2 separate regions of the Homo sapiens genome follow, and region 2 is linked to region 1. A link is an interaction called in ENCODE POLR2A ChIA-PET data of the cell type or tissue named here. Cell type or tissue: K562. All regions are shown on one strand. Links, peaks and the distances in the headings refer to the core of each region. The heading gives the core; the rest is flanking DNA.

Region 1 (16,755 bases), core at 7,574-10,073:
AGCTCTGCTCCTCATTGTCCCTATGATCTTGGGCACCTTCCTTAGCCTTTCTGTGCCTCAGTTTCCCCATTGGTAAAAGATGGATGACAGGAGGAGGCCATGGAGTTGTTGTGAGGATTAAATGAATGAATCCATGTGAGTGCTTCAACAGTGCATAGTCAGCACCAGAAACATGGCATCCTTTAGCTGATGTTTTAGGCCCGAGAAGTTTGACTGTGTGGAACTGGACCGTATTACTTGTTTGGGGAGATGTGTTCCTAGATGGGAGTGGATTGTTTATCTTTTTGGCACACAGACAGGACCAGGGTTAAAAGAGAGGGGTGCAGAGAGATAGTGGTGAGGGGAAGAAGTTAAAGGGCTAAAGGGCTGCAGGCTGTTGGTGGTATGACAGATGGCAGACACAGTAAGAAGTGACTAAGCCCATGGACTTTAGCTTGTGCTTGTAGCGTGCTGTCCAAACAGCCCACAAAGAAGTGGATGGTTAAGGGTATTAAGAAAATCGCTTTGCCTGTGGATTGGGGAAATTGCAAAGTAAGGCAGCTTGCAGTTGGGCTGGGATGAAGATTTCTTTAGATAGGAATGGGCAAATGGCCTGCACCATGTGTGAGACACCCTGAGGTGTTAGGACATCAAGGTAGAGGCCCCCAGCCCTGTGTCAGATGGAGCAGAGCTGTGGTGCGTCTGGAGCCCTCAGCTGGTGGCCTGTGCTGAGCTTCTGAGGCTTTGGGCAGGTCTGGCTTCCTGGTGGTACCTGGGGCTGCTTCTGGAGCCTAATAAGGCCCAAAGCTGCAGAGCCTGGCCTCAGGGGCAGTGGCCTTCAGTCCCTGGTTCTGCTGCTCTGTCCTCTTCAGCTGGTCTGTCTGCCTGGGAGGGGAGGCAGCTTGCTGCAGTGGGCAGAGGTGCCATCTGGAGCTGGAGAAACTTGGATCCTGTTTCTGCCCTTTCCTGGATGTGTGGCCAGGGCAAGGTGGTCCCCACTGCAAGCTGCTGCCTCCTTGCCTGTCAAATGGGAACAATGGAGGGAGAGGCAGTGTGGGTAGACACAAAACAGGTGACTATGCGTGCCGGCAGGAAGGGGAAGGGGAGTCAGCTGGGTTTGGGCAAAGCCTCAACTGTTTTTGGTGGGTCTTAAGTTGGCACAAGATTGAGACTGGGGCTAGAACAGGCTACAGAATGAAAATGATGATACTGGCATTTGGATGGCCTTTGAACTTCACACATACCTGTCTGATTGGAACCAAGAACCTTGTGAAATCACTGGCATTATTCTCATTTGACAGATGAGGAAAGAATGGCTAGAAAATGAAAATGACGAATTCAAGCTCTGCAGAATATAGACCTGGTCCTCTGGTAAATGCATGGACCCTCTTTCCCCTCCCTGGCATTGCTGGGGAGCAGCTTGTTAGAATGCAGCCTGAGGCAGAGGCAGGGAGGAGCAGGGGGCCAAGGAGGAGCCGGAGAGACAAAACCTGCAGGCCCCAGCTGTGCGCACTCCAGTGGCAGCATTGGGTTCCCTGTACAGCCACCGTGGATGGCTACAGAGGTGCACTACCATCAGCAGAGTGGAAGGAGAATCCTTGGAAGCTCTACCCAGTGCCTACAATCTCAAAAACATGTTCGCCAGCCCCAGGAAGTCATCTGGGCTAAGAACGATCCTCAGATTCCTGACAGGATCAGGACGACTGTCCACCCGAGATGATGGGAAAGAGAGGCTGGAGTAGCGCCCGGCACCTAGTAGGTGTTCAGTAAATGGCAGCTGCTGTGATGACCCCTACCCACTGCACTGCTATTCTCTCCAGCCGTCATCGTTATACCATTGCAGTGCCGCTATTTCCATGGGGTGAGGGTAGGGTGGAGAGGAAGTGTTTGGGGAAGCAGCTCTTTCCTCTGCTGCTGGGGGAGGGGGAGGTGCGGTCGCAGGAACGTGAATTCTCTGTTCCCTCTGGGCCATTGACTGTTCTCAGAGCCGTCATTTAAATGAGCAGGGTTTGAGATTTTTTGTTTGTGCTTCGTAAAAATGGCAAAATGGCCCAAGAAGATAATGGACCTTGATGTGATAGCAGAGTCTTAGCGTTATTTTTAGCTTTTTGTTATGTAAAATGTGCAACGTACAAAAGTAGAATGGTATAATGATCCCTATGTGCAGTTTTATTTCATTGCTCGAGATTAGTTTTAATCCCAGACGTTTTGTTGATTTTATATCAAGGACCTGTCTCATGGTTGGCCTCATTTCTAGCCTTGGAAAAGTCATGTCACTGGGGCGGGTGCTTGGGGCAGGCCACAGTGTCTCTTGAACAGCCCTTAGCTCTGTTGGCCCAACTCGGGAACTCTGAGCTTGAGCCAGTTTCCCAGCCTGGTGACCAAGTGGTGTCTGACCCATTTGGGATGCCCTGTGTCTGGAAGTGACTGGGAGAGGCTAGGCCCGTGACTCCTCCATCAGACAGGGCCTTCCTGGGTCAGGGTAGGAGAACTCGCTTCTCTTCCATCTGCCTAGGACCTCTGGAGGGCGGGGTGTGGAATGGGCTGTCAGCCTCTCTCATCGGATTGGGGGTCCCCTGGATGGTATTGTGGCTCTCAGCTTCAAGCTCCGCAGGGTCTCCCTGTTGCCCTGGCTTTCCCCTTGCCAGGACGTGTAGCCAGGCTGCGCCCCTGCCACCCTCCCAGGCCTGTCAGCCCCTCGTCTTGCTGGGCCCCTGGGTGGCCATTCAGCACTGGGGGTCCCTGGGCCTCTGCCCAGCCCTCTTTCCTTCTCTACTTCACACAGTCTTTTCCTTCCTGGGGTTTCTGATCTGGCTCCTGCCCAGGCCCTGACATCCTGCCACCCACCCAGCAACCCTCTCTAGGGGTCTCATGGGCACCTGCAAATCTGTAAGTTCCAAAGGACACATATTATCTCCCTCTCCCCAAATTGGCTTCTCTTCCATGACATCATCTGATCCTCTTGGGCTTCACTCAGAATACCAAAGTCATCCTAGACAGCTCCCGTCACCTTTACTCACCTTTGTCATCATCACCCGGTGCTGTGCCACCCCACAGTGCTGGGCTTAGAGCCTGGCATGTAGCAAGTGCTAACACATTTCAGCCACTGTCCTCAGTATGAGTGTGTTTGCTACCCTAGCTCCTAGCACAGTGCTTGGTACATAGAGTGCCCCCAACCCAGCTTAGTTGGCTTAGAAGCCAAAACAAGCCAAAGTCACACCCTAGGCATGGCCACATCCCAGCCAGGCACCCCTCGTGCTCCCCAGGTATGGGTGCTAGTGTGGAATCAGATGGTCTATGTTCCTTCAGACCTCTTCCTCTTTGGCCAGCTCACCTCCCTCTAGCACCCATGGCACCATGCAGTGCAGCGACGTGATAACAGTCTTAAATCGTGACAGTGGCAGCAGCTACTCTCTGCTTTTCCTGGGTGACAGGCCCCAGGCTGAGGATTTTGTGTGTGTTATTATATGGCCCTCACAGCAGCCCTGCTGGGTGGACAATACTCCCATTTTATGACTGAGAAACAGACACAGAGAGGCCAAGTCATTTGCCCAGGGCCACACAGCTCCTGCCTGCTGGGTACCAGACAGTTGCCGGGGAAGAGCTCTGTGTGCCAATGTTGTAGGTAGGGGAGGTTGAGGGGGATAGTGTTTCCTACCCCCAGCCTTCATTTGTCCCCAAGACCCTTTCTGTGCCCCTGTGCTGGGTGCTGTGGGCAGATTGCTGACTTGCTGTGGGGCCTGGCAGCTGCCGTGCTGCAGGTCTGGGCAGCACCTGCACCAGGTCCTGCAAGGGCAGGGGGAGCTCGATGGTTAGATAGGGTGGTGGGCTGGCCCCACAGAGGTAAGAACATGACAGGCAGGGAGGTGTCCCGGGGCCTCAGCCAGCCTCACCCCTCCTCACTTTCTTTGTGAGTCACGCGGCCTTGGGTAAATTACATCAACTCTCTGTGCCTTAGTTTCTTCATCCACAAAATGGGAAGATGATATAGTACCTGCTTCAAAAGGTTGCTGTTTACAACACCAAGTGTGGAGCCGAATGTAGACTGTGGACCCTGGTGATGATGATGTGTCACCGTAGTTCATGGACTGTAAAAACGTGCCACTCTAGTGTGGATGTTGATAGTGGCTGTGCCTGTGTTGGGGCAGTGGGTACATGGGAATGCCATACTTTCCTTTCAGTTTTGCTATGCACCTAAAAAAGACCAAGATTGTCTGGGCCAAGATGGCCCCACCACAGGCCCTGGCTGGCAGGGCGGGCCATGAGGAAGGCCTTCTGCGCGATGGGCATCTGTCTCCTCCTCTCTGTCCACACCCTGTCCAGAGCCAGCCTCCCCAGCCTGTGCCTCCAGCCTGGCTCTCCTGGGGTGTCCCTGGGGCCCAGCCTAGCTCTCTCTGCTGGAGCCTGCCACAGAGAACTGCTTTATTTAAGTCCATTTGGTGCGTATGGAAATAACTAGAGGCCTCTGTATTTAATTTGGCTCAGCCGGGAAGATTTTTGGCTCTGTGCGTGTGTATATTCTGAAAAATCTTTCCGAGTGAGCCCAGGGGTTGGAAGCTTCTGGTCATCTCCGTGCACTCAGAACCAACAAGAACCACCCTTCTTAGCCAGGGACAAGCGTCTGGCAGAGGGCAGGCTATAGGAATGGTTAATGAAGAAAGTAAAGGAACAAGGGGAGAAGGTGAGGCCATGCAGATGAGGTCATGGCAAGGGAAGCAGTCTTGTAAACTTTGTATCTTGAGACCAGGTAAGCTGTGGCAGAGTGGAAGGAAGGAGGCCTTTGGAAGCATAAAGCCCTCTATGCAGGCACAGAGATGGACGTATCTCGTTTCCTGATCCCTCAGGGCTTAATTTGGCGCTGGGCTGGGGAACACTTCTCCTGATGTCCCTCTTTCTGACCTGGACAAGCCCAGCCACAAGACTTGAGGAGTTAAGGGCGTTGAGCCTTTCCTCTCTGGCTGATGGCACAGAGCAGAAACAGCTCCACGTGGGATTTACAGTTGGTAAAGTGTGTCTTCCCTCGATTCCCACGCTCCCGTTGGGCAAGCGGAGCAGGAGTGACACCCGTTGTGAAGATGAGACCACAGAAGCCCAGAGAGTGGAGGGCACTTGCCTGGGGCCACTCAGCCTGGAAGTAGGGGAGCTGTAGAGAGACCTGGTCTCCCGATTGCACGTAGAGCTCCCCCCACACTCCCCAGGGACGCTTCTGGAGCCATTGGGCATTCCTCCAAACTCAGGTTGGCATTCTCACAGGTGGACAGAGGGGGCTGCCGAGGGTGGGAACAGCTTGAATTTGAACCCAAGAACATCCTCTTAGAATCCAGTTTTGGAATAAACACCAGGTATCAGATGGCTTTGAAAATTATATTCTAACCCTAGGAAACTTAGGAACGAGGGCGTCTGGTGAATTGAGGCTTGGTGGTTATGATGACCATGGGATTGTGGATTGTGGTCACTGCGACGGTATTAATTTGCTAGAGCCTTGTAAAAACCACACACTCACAGGACCCAGTGGAGCAGAAGGCCTTGGTGTTCCCACCAGCCATGCAGAGCTGTGGGAGTTCTTGAACCCTGCCTCTCGGGAATTGGTGTTCTAAATTAGGTTTCTTGGGAACAACTGGTCCCAAACTGTAGATCCTAGTTCTGTTCTTTGCGTTGGGCCTTGAATTTTGGTCCTGTGTAAGCATCATAGGCAAACATGGATGCCGTCAATAGGCAGGAAGAGAAGGGGTGGCCCAGGTGTGGGTGGGCGATAAGGAGTGGTGGGGACTGTGGCAGTGGTGGGGACTTTGGTGGTGACAGAACATGTGCTGTCTGATGGATGCGGCTGCCACCTCGCTTTGTCTGACTGTTATCAAGTGGGAATATGGACCCAGGGTGGTCAGGTCCCCAAGATGAGTCCGAAACTTAGATTTTCATATAAAATCTTAAGTTGCTGAAATGTTAGTGATTCGTTCTAGTTTTTGAAACACTGTTTGGGCCACAGAGAGCATGTTTTGTGGACCAAGTTGGGCCAGGGGCTGCCAGTCTCTATTGGAGACCTCGTGAACCCCCCACACAGAATCTATCTTCCAGAGAGCTCCGTGCAGTCCGAGGTCTCCTTATGGGGAGCAGCTGGGCAGGTGCCAGGTCTCCTGACCAACTCTCCCAGGGGCAAGGCCGAGGGTCCCTGAGGGATGGGCCTCATCCTCACCTTGGCCCTGGCCCGGTGGCGCTCGGGAGAATAAAGGGCTTTGCCCAGCCCCTCTCTTTAAAGGCTGCCTGTCCTGGGGTTGGCTGCAGGATTGGCGTTAGGGGTTGACTTTTCCTGTTTTAAGCCTGTTACCCTGGTTTGGTGCTCTGGTCCCCAGCATGTGGGGTGAGATCCTCGGGCAGATTGGGGCCCCTCTGTGGCACTGATAGTGATGCCTGTTGTAGTGACACCTCACCAGGCAGAGGCCCTGGCTGGGGTTGATTGCAGGGTGTTGGCATCGGCCCCCTATCCAGAGCCTCACAGCCCCCCTGCCAGCTGGCTCTCGGCCCAAGTGAAAGTGCAGGTTGCCAGCCTGCGGAGCCAGTCTGCCCCCTGCTTCCTTTCTGAGGCTCCGCCAATGCCCGGCCCAGCCCGGCAGGCCTCCTGGGACTGTGGGAGGGTGGGGTAGGCACAGGGCTGAAGCAACACACAGAGAGCTGAGCCCAGGGCATTCTCAAGGGGTGGGGCTGATCTTGGTAGTTCAAGTTCCTTGGTGACTTGAGGCCTGCAGGACAGTGTTTTCAGCACAGTGAGCATGTGTCTGTACGGTGGAGAAACTCACAGTTTCCATAGTGGTTTGGTGTCTCCACAACCCAGCTGCAGAGCAGAGGAGGGCTGTGGACACAGCTCCAGAGTCACGGGGCTCTGCCAGGCTGGGCTGCGCATCAGCTATGTGACTGTTGAGCCCCTGTTCTCTCCAGGCTTCGGTGCCCCCACCTGTAAATGAGAGAGCAGCAGCCCTGCCGTTGGCCTGTGGAGTTGCGGGAGAAGAAGACAGCCAGCCAGCTGTGCCTTGGCACTGAGGACCCGTTCTGCCCCGCTCTGTGGCTTTCCATCCTGACTGCGGGGCATCCTGTCCTGACCCCTTTGTGTTAGGAGTGCTGGCATCTACTCCCAGGGTTGTGCAGGTCCCCAAGTCACTAGCAGCATCATTCATTCATTGAGCAGATTCAGACTGAGCGCCTGCCATGTGCCCAGCCCTATTTAGGCACTGTGGAAACTTCAGTGAGGAAAACAGACAGACACTGCCCTTCCCGAGCTGACCTCCTCAAGGGGAGAGACAGAAATAAAAAAGCAGGATAAAAGATGGAGTCAGATATGGAGCCATGCTGTGAGGAAACCTAACTTGGTGTGATAGACAGCGGAGATCTGGGGAGATGGTCCCTGCAAATCCCTCTTTTCCTTCCCTCCTGCTGAGGGGAACCCCTCTCCCCCATGTTTGCCACGCAGCCCCCATCAGACGCCCTGTGCTGCCATCCACATGCCCCAGGGCCTCTCCCAGCCCTGGGCTCCACACTGCCATTGATCCACAGCCACCAAGGCCCTCGGGCTCTTTCCCATGCGAGCCCCTGAAGCTGTGAGGGGGGAGGGAGATCTGATTCCAGGTTCTAGGGGCTGCCCTCTCATCCCCAGCCTGTCTCCTGGAACCTGCATTCTCATCTCCAAAACCCACTCAGGTTCCTGGGCTCTTTGAGTGAGAGAGGGTCTCACAGCAGCCGTGGAGGGTGTGGCCTGGCCCCTGCAGGCTGACGGTACTCTTTATGTTTGGGAGCGAGGCCTGGGCTGGGGAGGCTGGAGCCATCACCTCCCTGGGGCCGGAAAGACTGCCTTTGACAGGACAAGGGCTGCCTTGGCTGTGTGGCCCTGGGTTCACAGGACACGGAGACCTTTCTTTCTGTCCCCCACCCGACTACGCGCTGATGAGAACCAGCCATGTCTGAGGACCAGAGGTCTCTCCTGAAATAATTACCCTCTAATTAGGCATGGCATTAGCTGTTGGTGGGGCTTCCTGGAACACTCTCACTGACTCCACTGTGATGCTGTGAAGGGGCGGCCTTGCCCCCACTGTGCAGGTAGGAAACCAAGGCTCAGAGAAGTTGGGGTTCCAACTCAAGTGTTGGACTCTAGCCCATAATGTTACTGTCACTCCTGTCATGACAACATTAGGGTGGTAGATGCCTGACGGAGCTGTACAGAGCATTCGGGACCAGAGGGCAGGGGCAGTGCGAAAAACTGCATCTTCCTTCATGTGGTTGGGTGGCCTGAGAAGCCCCCTGTACGCTGACTGCTGCCCGACTCCTCGTGCCGTCTGCCCATCTCTCCAGCAGCTGCTGACACATAGGGAGATGCTCAATGTTGGATCAGTCAGCAAAGCTCTAAAAATAGCCTCCCGCTTTGAAAAGTTCATTGTTCGAGTCCTATATTTTTCTATATATATAAAAGCCACTTCTGGAGGTCTGGGTGACAGTCGTTAAAGATAATGCTGCAGCCTGAGGCGGACCTGGGCCGGGCCTTATCGGGCCTCAGCAGGGCAGGCCTGAGGCCAGGGCGGGGGCATGTCAGTGAGGCCGGTCTCCGCCCAGGCTCATCTTCTCTGGAGGCAACCGGACAATCAGCCTCAGTGTCCCTCGCGGATCGGGTCGGGCTGCCCCGGCAGTTCCAGGCTCTGATGGGCCATTGGACAGGTCTGTCTACGGCGCACGGAGACCAAGAGGCATGGAGACAGCGCTGTGGGTGTGCTCCCTGCAGCCAGGCACAGGGTGGGAGACATTCTCTGTTTCCCCCTGGCTTGCTCAGTTCAGACCTAGCTTCCTGAAACTGTCCCTGGCTGAGCCCCACCTTACTGAGGGGATGAAGGATCAGGCCCTATCAGCAGCTGACTGGCCTCCCTTCCTGCCCCTCAGAGAACAGTGAGGCCCCAGAGGAGGATTTCTGCCTCCGGTGGTGTGCCCACCCACGAGCCCGACCTCTTCCTCCGGCCAGGGTCGCTGCCTGTCACCATTCAGATATGCTCAGGTCTCTTCCAGCTCAAACCACATGCCTTCTTGGAGCCCTCATCCCTCTTCTGCCACCTCCCCATCTTCTCCTCTTCCTTCTCAGCCACATCCCTCCAGTTATCTTCAGAGACCTGGATGGAGTGAGGGAGGGAGCCAGGCAGCCTGGGGGAAGTCCGCTCTGAGCAGTGGGAACAGCACCTGCACAGGTCTTGGGGTGAGAGCGTGCCAGAGCGGAGAGGAACAGCCAGGAGGCCAGGGGGCTGGGCTGGAGTGGCCAGGGGGTTCAGAGGAGGGTGGCAGGAGGAATGGCTGGGTCCTGCAGAGTCTCCTGGGTCCCGCCAAATGAGAGGAGAATGTGGTCAGGGTTGTGTTTTCACAGGACCTCAGTTGCTGGGTGGAGAGGGGCGGGGTGGGGTGGCATGTGAGGCTAGAAGAGCCTGGAGAGGCCATGGCAGTCACACAGGGAAAAGATGAGGGCCACACAGGCTGGCAGATGCGGGCTCTGTGTTGAAGGCGGAGCAGCCCGATGTGCTGACTGATGGGGAGGAGGGTCTGAGAAAGAGTTGCCAAGAGTGACGCTCAGTGAGCAGCTCCAAGGACCCCAACTGCACCCCGCTGAGATGGGAAGGCTGTGGGGAGCTGGCCTGGTGTAGGAAGCTCAGTTTGGAGCCTGAGGTTGGGCTGTCTACTAGGCCTCAAAGGGGCAGTGCCTGGACAGCGGGATGTCCGGTTTCTTGGGTTCCTCTGCAATTCCTGGATATCCTCATTTCTCCAAACCTGGGAACTGGGTAAACGCAGAAACCCTCCTGACCCCCACCTTCTCCCGCCACGCCCTGTAGGGGTGACTTCTGTATTGTCCCGTTTTAGATATGGTGCTCCTGGTTAGCCAGCGGAAGTCACATGGGATGTTTAGGTGGCCGTCACTTTGTGCCAGTGCTTCCTGCAGACTCTCGCTCTAAATCTTTCCATGTGAGGGCTCCATCTCCACCAGCCCCTCCGTCCCAGACCTTGGCAGCGTCTGGAGGCTCTGAGCACGGGACTCAACATCTGTGCCCATTACGTGTGCTCCTCCAGGGCTCACTCGTTCCCTTTCTGTCCACCCTCCCTAGGTTTCCACTGGGGGTGCTGCGACCTCACCCCTCCTCCTCACCACCCGGTCATGTTCATCCAAACCCTGCCTGCCAGGGGAGGCGACCAGCATTGCTGGGCCTCATCTAGGAGGTCCTCACCCTACTGCTCCCTAGGAAGGACCTCAGGAGTCCATAAGTCTTTTTGGTCAACAGCCAGGCATCATTCTCCTAGAACTGCGTGCCAGGCTGTAAGGCTTTAGGCATCAGTGGGGATGCTGCCTCCGCTCAAGACTAGAGAAGTGGGTATGGCTGACCGGCACTAGAACAGCCTCCCCTGGGAAAGCCCTCACTGTTCCTGTCTTGCTGGCTACACCAGCTCTATGTCTCTTCTTTTATTCTAATTTTTTTTTTTTTTGAGATAGAGGTTCACTTTGTTGCCCAGCTGGAGTACACTCCGAGTTTCACTCTGTTGCCCAGTGGTGCAATCTCAACTCACTGCAACCTCCGCCTCCCGGGTTTAAGCAGTTCTCGCGCCTTAGCCTCCCGAGTAGCTGGGATTACATGCTTGCGCCACCACACCCAGCTATTTTTTGTATTTTTAGTAGAGACAGAGTTTAACCATGTTGGCCAGGCCAGTCTCGAACACCTGGGCTCAGGTGATCCATCCTCCTTGGCCTCCTAAAGTACTGGGATTACAGGCGTTAGCCGCCATGCCCAGCCCTTTTATTATAACTTTTTAAAAGTTTTTTAGAGGCAGGGTCTTGTTCTGTGGCCCAGGCTGGAGTACAGTCATGTCATCATAGCTAACTGCAGCCTTGAACTCCTTGTGGTCAAGGGATCCTCCTGTCCCAGCCTCCTGAGTAGCCAGGACTACAGGCAAGAGACACTGCTCCCAGCTATTTAAAAAATTTTTTTGGCCGGGCGCAGTGGCTCACACCTGTAATCTCAGCATTTTGGGAGGCCAAGACGGGTGGATCACGAGGTCAGGAGATCGAGACCATCCTGGTGAACACTATGAAACCCCGTCTCTACTAAAAATACAAAAAAAAAATTAGCCAGGCATGGTGGTGGGTGCCTGTAGTCCCAGCTACTTGGGAGGCTGAGGCAGGAGAATGGCATGAACCCCGGGGGTGAAGCTTGCGGTGAGCCGAGATCACGCCACTGCACTCCAGCCTGGGCAACAGAGTGAGACTCCGTATCAAAAAAAAAAAAAATTTGTAGAGATGGAGTCTCATTATGTTATCCAGGCTGGTCTTCAACTCCTGGCCTCAAGTGATCCTCCTGCCCTGGCCTCCGAAAGCACCGGGACTACAGACACTTGCCATCATGCCCAGCTAATATTTTTAAAAAATGTTTTGTGGAGACAGGGTCTTGCTACGTTTCTCAAACTGATCTCAAACTCCTGGCCTCAAGCAGTGTCCCACCTCGGCCTCCCAAAGTGCTAGGATTGCAGGCGTGAGCCACCACAGCTGGCCAACTTTATGTCCCTTCTTTGCACATTCGGTTTTCCTTTGAGGTCCATTTCTTTGTATCCTTGCATTCTGCTCCTTGGGGCCAGGCTAACTCTTGGGGACTGCAGTCCCGAGAACATTCCAGAATGGGAAGGACTAGAAGAATGACATGGATTTGAATCTTGGCTCTGCTCTGTGGTCTGCAGTCCTGGGCAAGGATCACAGTGGGCCCTTCTTGAGCCTCCATTTTCTCATATGGAGAATGGGAAGAGCAGTGCTTTCTTGACAGGCTTGTTGCAGGGGTGAAATCTGTGTACTTAGCTTGTGCTGGGCTCCCCCGTCGCATAGTGGCATAGTGGGTGAGCATACGTGTGGGTGACCCAGCCCCAGCCACATCAGCCCAGAAAGACTGATTTTTCCAGACCCTGCTTGAACACCTGCACTAGCCCTTAAAGCAGCCCCTTCTTAAATTGCTGAACTGTTCAAAACTGCTAGCTGTCTGAAGCTCCTGCCCCTGGCCTCACAAACCTGCCTGTTCTCTCTGCACCAGGACCACCCTGCAGAGACCTGGCAGGGGTGGCGGCCACCTCTCTCCAGCTGTGCCATCCCTGCTCTTGCTCAGAGGATGTGCCCCCACCCGCCCCCCAGACCCTGCCTGGCTGTGTCCCATCCCTCCCCGAGACGGGGGCATAGAGGTGAAGATAGCCCTGTGCAGAACAAGACCATCCCCTTCCTTCCTCTGGGTGACTAACCTTGGTTAATGTGGCCTAGGCAGAGAAGAGCCACAGAAAGCCCCAAGAGGGAGCTTGTGAGGGCTGGAAATGAATTGTGCCTGCCCAGTCTAGGCTCCCTTTCTGGAAATCAGAAACCCTGAAAGCAGAGTATAGGGGAAGCCATGAGGCCTGGAGGCGTGATGGGCATACGTACTTCAGGAGGCTGTTTTGCTCTGGCCTGTGCAGACTGCCAGGAGTCTGGCCTGAGGCTGCTGGCATGGACATTTAACCACAGACAGGCTTTCAAGATTGCCTGCTTCCTCTAGCATGGGGCCCGGCCCCCTCTGAAGAGGGTGGCTTTGCCATGTGATGTGGCCACCCTCTGGCCACACGTGGCTAGGCTTATTTCTCTGATTTATCTCATAACTGTGCACAACCCCAGGACCCCTAGGCTCTGGACCCAGCCCTGTCCAAGCTGCCAGCAGCATGCTTTTCCCCTGAGCAGCTGGGCAGGAGAGGCATGGTGTGGGGTCAGGTCCCACACAACTCTGTCTTATACTCACAACCTTGACTTGGTGACTCAACTCTTCCATCCCTGAGTTTGTCATCTGCAGAAGGGAGCAGTCCTAGCTACCTCCCAGCGACGGTGGTTGAGTTACAGGTCATGTATTTTAAACACACCCACCACGGCATCTTGTACCTGGCAGGTTTGTGGAGAAGTTGCTGCTGTATAATTCAGACCCGTGTATACTTGTGTTTGCGTATGTATATGTGTGTACATACATGTGTGTTTGCCCTCTCCGTAAGAAGTTGCATGAACACAATGGGCAAGTGTTCGGGCGTCCTGGCCAAGCTGCCCATATGCCCTTGGGGATGGGTGCCACCTTTCCGTGCCTGCAGGGTATTGAGAGCACTGAATGTGTTCCATATACAGCTTAGAACATCACTAGCCATATAGACATTCGCTGTTACTACCATTGTCGTTGTCGATATTGGGGGTGAACAGTGGGTCACTGCTTTCATCTTGTACCCTCACTGGTGCCCAGAACCTCCCCTGGCTAACATTTTTCTTGAGAAAAGTCATTCATTACTTCATAGGCCATAATTAGAGACATCCGTGGCTGAGAGGCCACAGCCCCCCAGCCCTGACTCATTCCCTGGCGAGTCGGGACGTGGCATCCAACAGGTCTGGGCTGAGGGGCTGGGGTTGGACTGTCTGCCTTTCTCACCCATCCCCATGAGCTCCCCAGTCCAGGGAACAGGCCAGTGGAAGGTGTCTGGGTCCAGGTCTCCCTCCACCCTGGGGTCAGGCTCTCCAGCCTGGAGGTGGGTGTCTCGAAGAGAGGGTCTCAACAGCAGGCAGGGTGCAGGGCAGGTGACCCTGGCTTGGGGCACTAGGCTTGTCTGCCCTTCCTGCCTCCAGCTGCTGGGGCTTGTAGATCAGAGAATAACCCAAGACAGCCATTGAAAAGTGCTTTTTAAGAGCCAAGCACTTTCTTAAGGACCTCACTGTATTAATTAGCTCCACTAAGTCTTCACAGTCCTGTGAAGTAGATACACTAATTACCCCAATTTTAGAGGAAGGAACCTGAGGCACAGCATTAATTCCTCCTGTGGTCACACAGCTGGTAAGCAGTAGAGCTAGAATTCCACCCAGGAGCCTGCTTGGCCCCTTGCTTGGCAGAAAGCCTGGGTGGGGCGGGGCAGCAGGAGGAAACTCTTCAAGTTGTGATCTCTATTCCTGCGAGGTGTCCATTGCAACACTGTCCTATAGGGATCTAGCGCTTCACCCAGCCATGTCCCCACATAAAACACCACATACCACTTCCATCACAGGAAAACATGTTTGGAAAACTGGAGAAGGGGGAAGAGCTTGGCGACCTTTCAGTGACCAAAGCTTGGAGTCCCCAGTCTGGGAAAGGAGGGCTCACTGTGCCTTAGCACGTGATGGGCTCTGGGGCAGAGTGTGGATGCATCCACATGCAGCTCCAGGCCCTTACGTGCTCTCTGGCCCTGTCCTTGGCCTGTCCCACCACCAGGGGCCCATCCAGGACATACAGAACTCATCTCATGGGAAGGAGCAGGCCTCCTGCTCATGGCCATTCCCATCTTTGCTGGAGGCCAGGGCTTTGGGGGATGCTTGGGCAGTTGTCTCCCACCCTCACAGAGCAAGACTCCTCCATGGTGCAGATGGACTGCACACGAGATCAGGTGATCCCCGGGGTGGGGAAGAGTGTGTGGGGTGAGGGTGGCCTTGTGGAGGAAGTGGGGTTAAGCTGAGACCTCGGTGTAAAGATGGCAGACTCAGACAGGTCATATGGCCCTGGGATAGAGGCTTCCAGCCAGGATTGGAGTCCCTTGTACCACCTCTCTGACGGGTGTCTGACCTGCCGCAGCTTGCACACCTCCAGTGACAGAGAACTCACCACCTCCTAAGCAGCCCTAACCACATGAGAGTGTACTTCATCACGTCGGGTATTGGCAGTCATAGTTCTGCCTGCAGGAGAAATCTCTAGCCTCGGCTTGTCAGCCTGTCAGAGGCTTGATGATGGGGATCACATCATCTCCCCGAGGCTGCTTTCCTCCCGGCTGCACAGCCCCAGCTCTTGATAGGAGCATACTGTTATACTGCTTCCTGGCATACTGTTATTTGGCCTTGGCAAATAGAGTCCATCTCACATGCTAGCTGGGATCAGTTGTATGGAGTGCTGTGTTGGAAGGAGGCTGAGGCTTCATCCAAGCTCTTTAGGAGGGAGTCTGTGATCAATTAGCAATGTCTGCCAGGGAGGAGTGGGTAGGGCATGCAGGTGTCCCAGGTCTGCTGTCCCTGCCCTCAGGCTCTGGACTGTCTGTGCAGCCCCCAGACACTGTCTTCTGCTGTGTCTGAGAACTGTGGCGGGCAGCAGGGCTATTTTTGCTCCTGGCTTTTTATTCATGTTGGTGACTGGCTTCTCGGCCACATCATGACATCAGCTCACATTCATCTTATAGTCCACAAAAAATCCCCAAGGCTTTTTCATAAGAACAGCCATCAAACTAGATCTTTACCCCATTTTGATGTTATTTCCAGTGTGTGGATACAGAATTAATTTCAGTCATCCCCTTGTCGATGCTCATTTAGGTTATTTCCAGATGTTTATAATCAGAAACAACACTGCTGTGGACATCCTCGTATGTACTGCTGCACACATTGGTCTTATTTCCTTTGCACAAATCTATGGAAAGGGGCTGGGCGGCAGCCACCTAACGCTCATAGGATGTTCCAGAGACTCTGAACTGCCAGGAATATTCAGGGACTTGGAAGAGGTGCCTCGGCCCATTCCTTGGTCTGCATGTAGCCCAGGTGTCTGAGAGAGATAATAAATTCAGAGGCGCAGTTAAGGACTCACACTGGTGTGTTCACCAGTCCTGTTCAATGGGCTGGGTTTTTGGGAGAAGCATCCCCAAGGCAGCTACAGTGGGTGGTGAGATGTCCAGCAGCTGAGCTCAAGAGGTCGGGGCAGGGATATAGGAGCCAGTCTGGCTGTTCTCTAACCCAAAAGTCCCACCTAGAGACTCATGTATGCTGGTAAAATGTGACCATCACTTTATAGCCAAGCTCTGTCACTAAGGTATCTGTGTTTCTGCCCTAGAAAGGGAAAGGTTGACATAGGATAGTTCTTCCTGCCCCAGGAAGAAACTGGGTAGAGCTGAGTCCTAATCAGGAAGGTGGGGCTGAGAGCCCAGAGTGTTGCTGTAGAGCAAAACATCTTTACGAGTTCAGCCAGAAAATAGTCAAGCGTCCACATCATTTAAGTTCGATAACTTCCTGTCCTGATTTATACTCCTAGCAGCAGAGTCCTAGAGTGCCCATGGCTGCATGTACTTGTCAATACTGGGTATTTTCACTTAAATTGTATTTTTATTTATCAGTTCAGATAAACTCAGAAAAGCCACTTTTTTAGGGTCTAATACTGCACTGCGTAGTTGCTGATTGGGGCCATCAAGAGGTGATGTCCTCTGGCTCAAATGGGTTCATAGCTATGTGGAAAATTCCACACTGTGCTCACTTTTGTCCACGTTTGCTGAAGAATCCTGTGGTGCCACACTGGTTGCAGTAGGATGGCCCAGCCATTTCTTTTTTTTGGGGTGGTTTGAAGTTGGGTTTGATTTTTTTTTTTTTTTTTGGAGTGTGGAAGGGCTGCCACATTGCACAAGCTGATGCTATTCAATAGACTGGACAGGACCCGGTGACAGATTGAATGGGGGCGTTTGAGTCGGGGGAGGGATTAAACTGATGACCCCCAGGACCCTGGCTCCAGGATGGAAGGGAAGACTGTGGGTGACTGTCAGGCCTTCCCTTCCTGGAGAGGGAGGCCCGGCCACTCCCAAGCATGTTCTGGACCTGCTGACCCAGGGCAGCCAGGAACCCAGGAGTGCCCAGAGCGGAATCCTGGGCTGCCACAGGCCCAGAAAGTCTGCCCCAGGCCACCACCATTGCAATCCTATCCCCAAAGATACCCTGCCCCGGGGCCCAAAGCCACCCTGAACTAC
Region 2 (2,500 bases), core at 1-2,500, 200 kb after region 1:
GGAGAGTGCTGTGAGGCTGTGATGGCTCAGTGTGCTCTGTCAGCCCTCCTGCCCTGGGCCCAGGCCCTGTGACAGCAGAAGCTCAGGAAATCTGGGCTCACCTGAAGGGGAAATCCAGTTTAGCAGGACCCGTGGGTACAGAGGCCCTGGCACCACCCATGACTCAGCAGGGCTGGGCTTTTTGGAGAAAAGTGCCAGAAAGTCAGGCATTCCATTTCCTTGTAGGATCAGCCTTGGATGTGGGGGCCACCTGAGTTGGTGCTAGAGTCCTCTAACCAGGGGGCAGCTGGGGCATGAAGCTTCTCTGTTGGGGTAGGGGTCAGATTTGAGTCCATCTATAAGCTGGGAGACCTTGAACAAGTCTCTTCCTCTACCTGAGCCTCAGTCTCTCCCTATGTTAAATAAGACCTGTGTGGAGGCCGGGTGTGGTGGCTCATGCCTGTAACGTCAGCACTTCGGGAGACCAAGGCGGGAGGATCACTTGAACCCAGGAGTTCAAGAGCAGCCTGGGCAACATAGTGAGACCCTATCTCTACAAAAATATAAAAACTAAAAAATTAGCTAGGTGTGGTGGCAAATGCCTATAGTCCCAGCTACTCGGGAGGTTGAGGTGGGAAGATCACTGGAACCCAGGAGGTTGAAGCTGCAGAGCCGTGATCGTGCCACTGCACTCCAGCCTGGGTGATAGAGTGAGACCCTGTCTCAAAAAAAAAAAAAAAAAAAAAAAAAGAAAGAAAGAAAGAAAGAAAAAAGGCAAAAAAGAAAAATGTGTGGAGGAGGAATAGACAAGGACATTGAAAGGAGAAACAGAGCCACATCGGGTCTTCCCCCGGTGATGGTTCCATTCCTCCCCTTCAGTGTGCTAAAGACCTGCCCAGGGAAGTTCCCTTGGCTATGGGAACAATTACTCAAGGCTCCATCAGTAGCTAAATATAAGCCAAGTCAGCATATTTGCATAGCACTCTGATGACTGTTAGTGTGTCCTCTTTCCTGGTGCCAGTGTCAGGGTCCTGAGAAGAGGAGCCAGCATCACTCCTTTAGTCTCCCAGCATGGGCTTAGCAACCAACTACCCTTGCTTAACCACTTACTGTGTGGTCCTGGACAAGTTTCTTTCTTTCTTTCTTTCTTTTTTTTTTTGAGACAGAGTCTTGCCCTGTCGCCCAGGCTGGAGTGCAGTCGCGCGATCTCAATTCAGAGGCAGGTTGCCTCTGCCTCCGGGGTTCAAGTGATTCTCCTGCCTCAGCCTCCTGAGTAGCTGGGATTACAGGCCTGCAACCACCATGCCCAGCTAATTTTTGTATTTTTAGTAGAGACTGTGTTTCACCATGTTGGCCAGGATGGTCTCGATCTCCTGACCTTGTGATCCGCCCGCCTCAGCCTCCCAAAGTCCTGGGATTACAGGCATGAACCACCGCGCCCGGCCGGTCCTGGGCAAGTTTCTTATCCTCTCTGTGCCCCAATATTCTGACCTATAAAATGGGCACGGCCCTAGTGAGCCTTCATAGGAATAGATTAGTTAACACAAGTTAACTGTTAGAACCTTGCCTGGCAGATAGTAGGCACTTATAGCTGCTTGTTATCATCATTTTTCCTTTGTTCCCGGCTCTGTACAGGGTATGGGTGACACAGAAATGAATCAGCCTTAGTCCCTACTTAGGCTGCATTCGTGATCTAGTGAAGGAGACAAACCCTGGATGGTGGTACATGCTTGTAGTCCTACCTACTCAGAAGGTTGAGGCAGGAGGATCACTTGAGTCCAGGAGTTCAAGGCTGCAGTGAGCTGTGATTGCACCACTGCACTTTAGCCTGGGTGATAGAGAGAGACCTTGTCAAAAAAACAAAAGCTAGGGATAGTGGAGGGAGTAAGTTTAGGGGAGTGGGGAATAGAGTTGATGGGTATTGTTTAGGCAATTGAAAGAGTACTTCATGAGGGAAGTGGGTTTTGACCTGTGCTTGGAAGGTCAGATGCAATTTTGACATTAGGAAAGAATGGACTAAGCCAAAAGTGCTGTGTGTGACCAGGACACAGAGCAGGATGGAGATGAGACTGGAAAAAGAGCTCATCACTTTGTAAACTTCGGTCTATCTGACATCAGCCAGCAGCTCTCTTTCCCCCACGTGGCTCTACAACTCTTCCTCCACTCTAGCTGAAATGCCTTCATTAGAGATGATCTCAGCCAATGAATATGTACTAGTCACCTGTTGCGTGCAGAGAACCCTGTTCAAAATAGAAATATGCCCTGGAGGCTTCTGCTGTCAGTCATTCCATCTCGATATCGATGCATTTTAATGGCTAGTGACTTCCTAATGCCTAGCTGAATTCTGCTCTGAGAAATGGGAAGTTTTATTCTAGAAAAGGGTAGGCCAGGCGCAGTGGCTCACGCCTGTAATCCCAGCACTTTGGGAGGTCAAGGCGGGCGGATCACAAGGTCAGGAGTTCGAGACCAGCCTGGCCAATATGGTGAAACCACGTCTCTACTAAAAATACAAAAATTAGCC

What was found. ChIA-PET counts read pairs that join two places held together with the same protein. Peaks named below come from ENCODE experiments on the same cell type or tissue, not always from the same donor. Only the 100,000 strongest peaks of a DNase experiment are listed, where the experiment ranks them.
Region 2: POLR2A ChIA-PET joins it to region 1 with 6 read pairs; 3 of 35 experiments call an interaction of 5 or more read pairs at or near these places.

Annotation. Positions count from the first base shown.
Region 1 is chr3:12,945,164-12,961,918 of GRCh38, reverse strand. All of the region lies in intron 1 of IQSEC1 (IQ motif and Sec7 domain ArfGEF 1), which reads left to right. Among named protein-coding and RNA genes, the nearest start is that of LINC02022, 68 kb to the right of the region's middle. RefSeq lists enhancers at 1,589-1,668, 1,789-1,838, 3,216-3,716, 11,981-12,160, 14,335-14,836 and 1 more and a silencer at 12,721-12,800. In K562, for the core only: no CTCF peak of the experiment used is centred there; DNase peaks (open chromatin) are centred at 8,518 and 8,858; H3K4me3 peaks cover 1,519 bases.
Region 2 is chr3:12,751,441-12,753,940 of GRCh38, reverse strand. All of the region lies in intron 1 of TMEM40 (transmembrane protein 40), which reads left to right. Among named protein-coding and RNA genes, the nearest start is that of TMEM40, 6.6 kb to the left of the region's middle. In K562, for the core only: no CTCF peak of the experiment used is centred there; no DNase peak of the experiment used is centred there.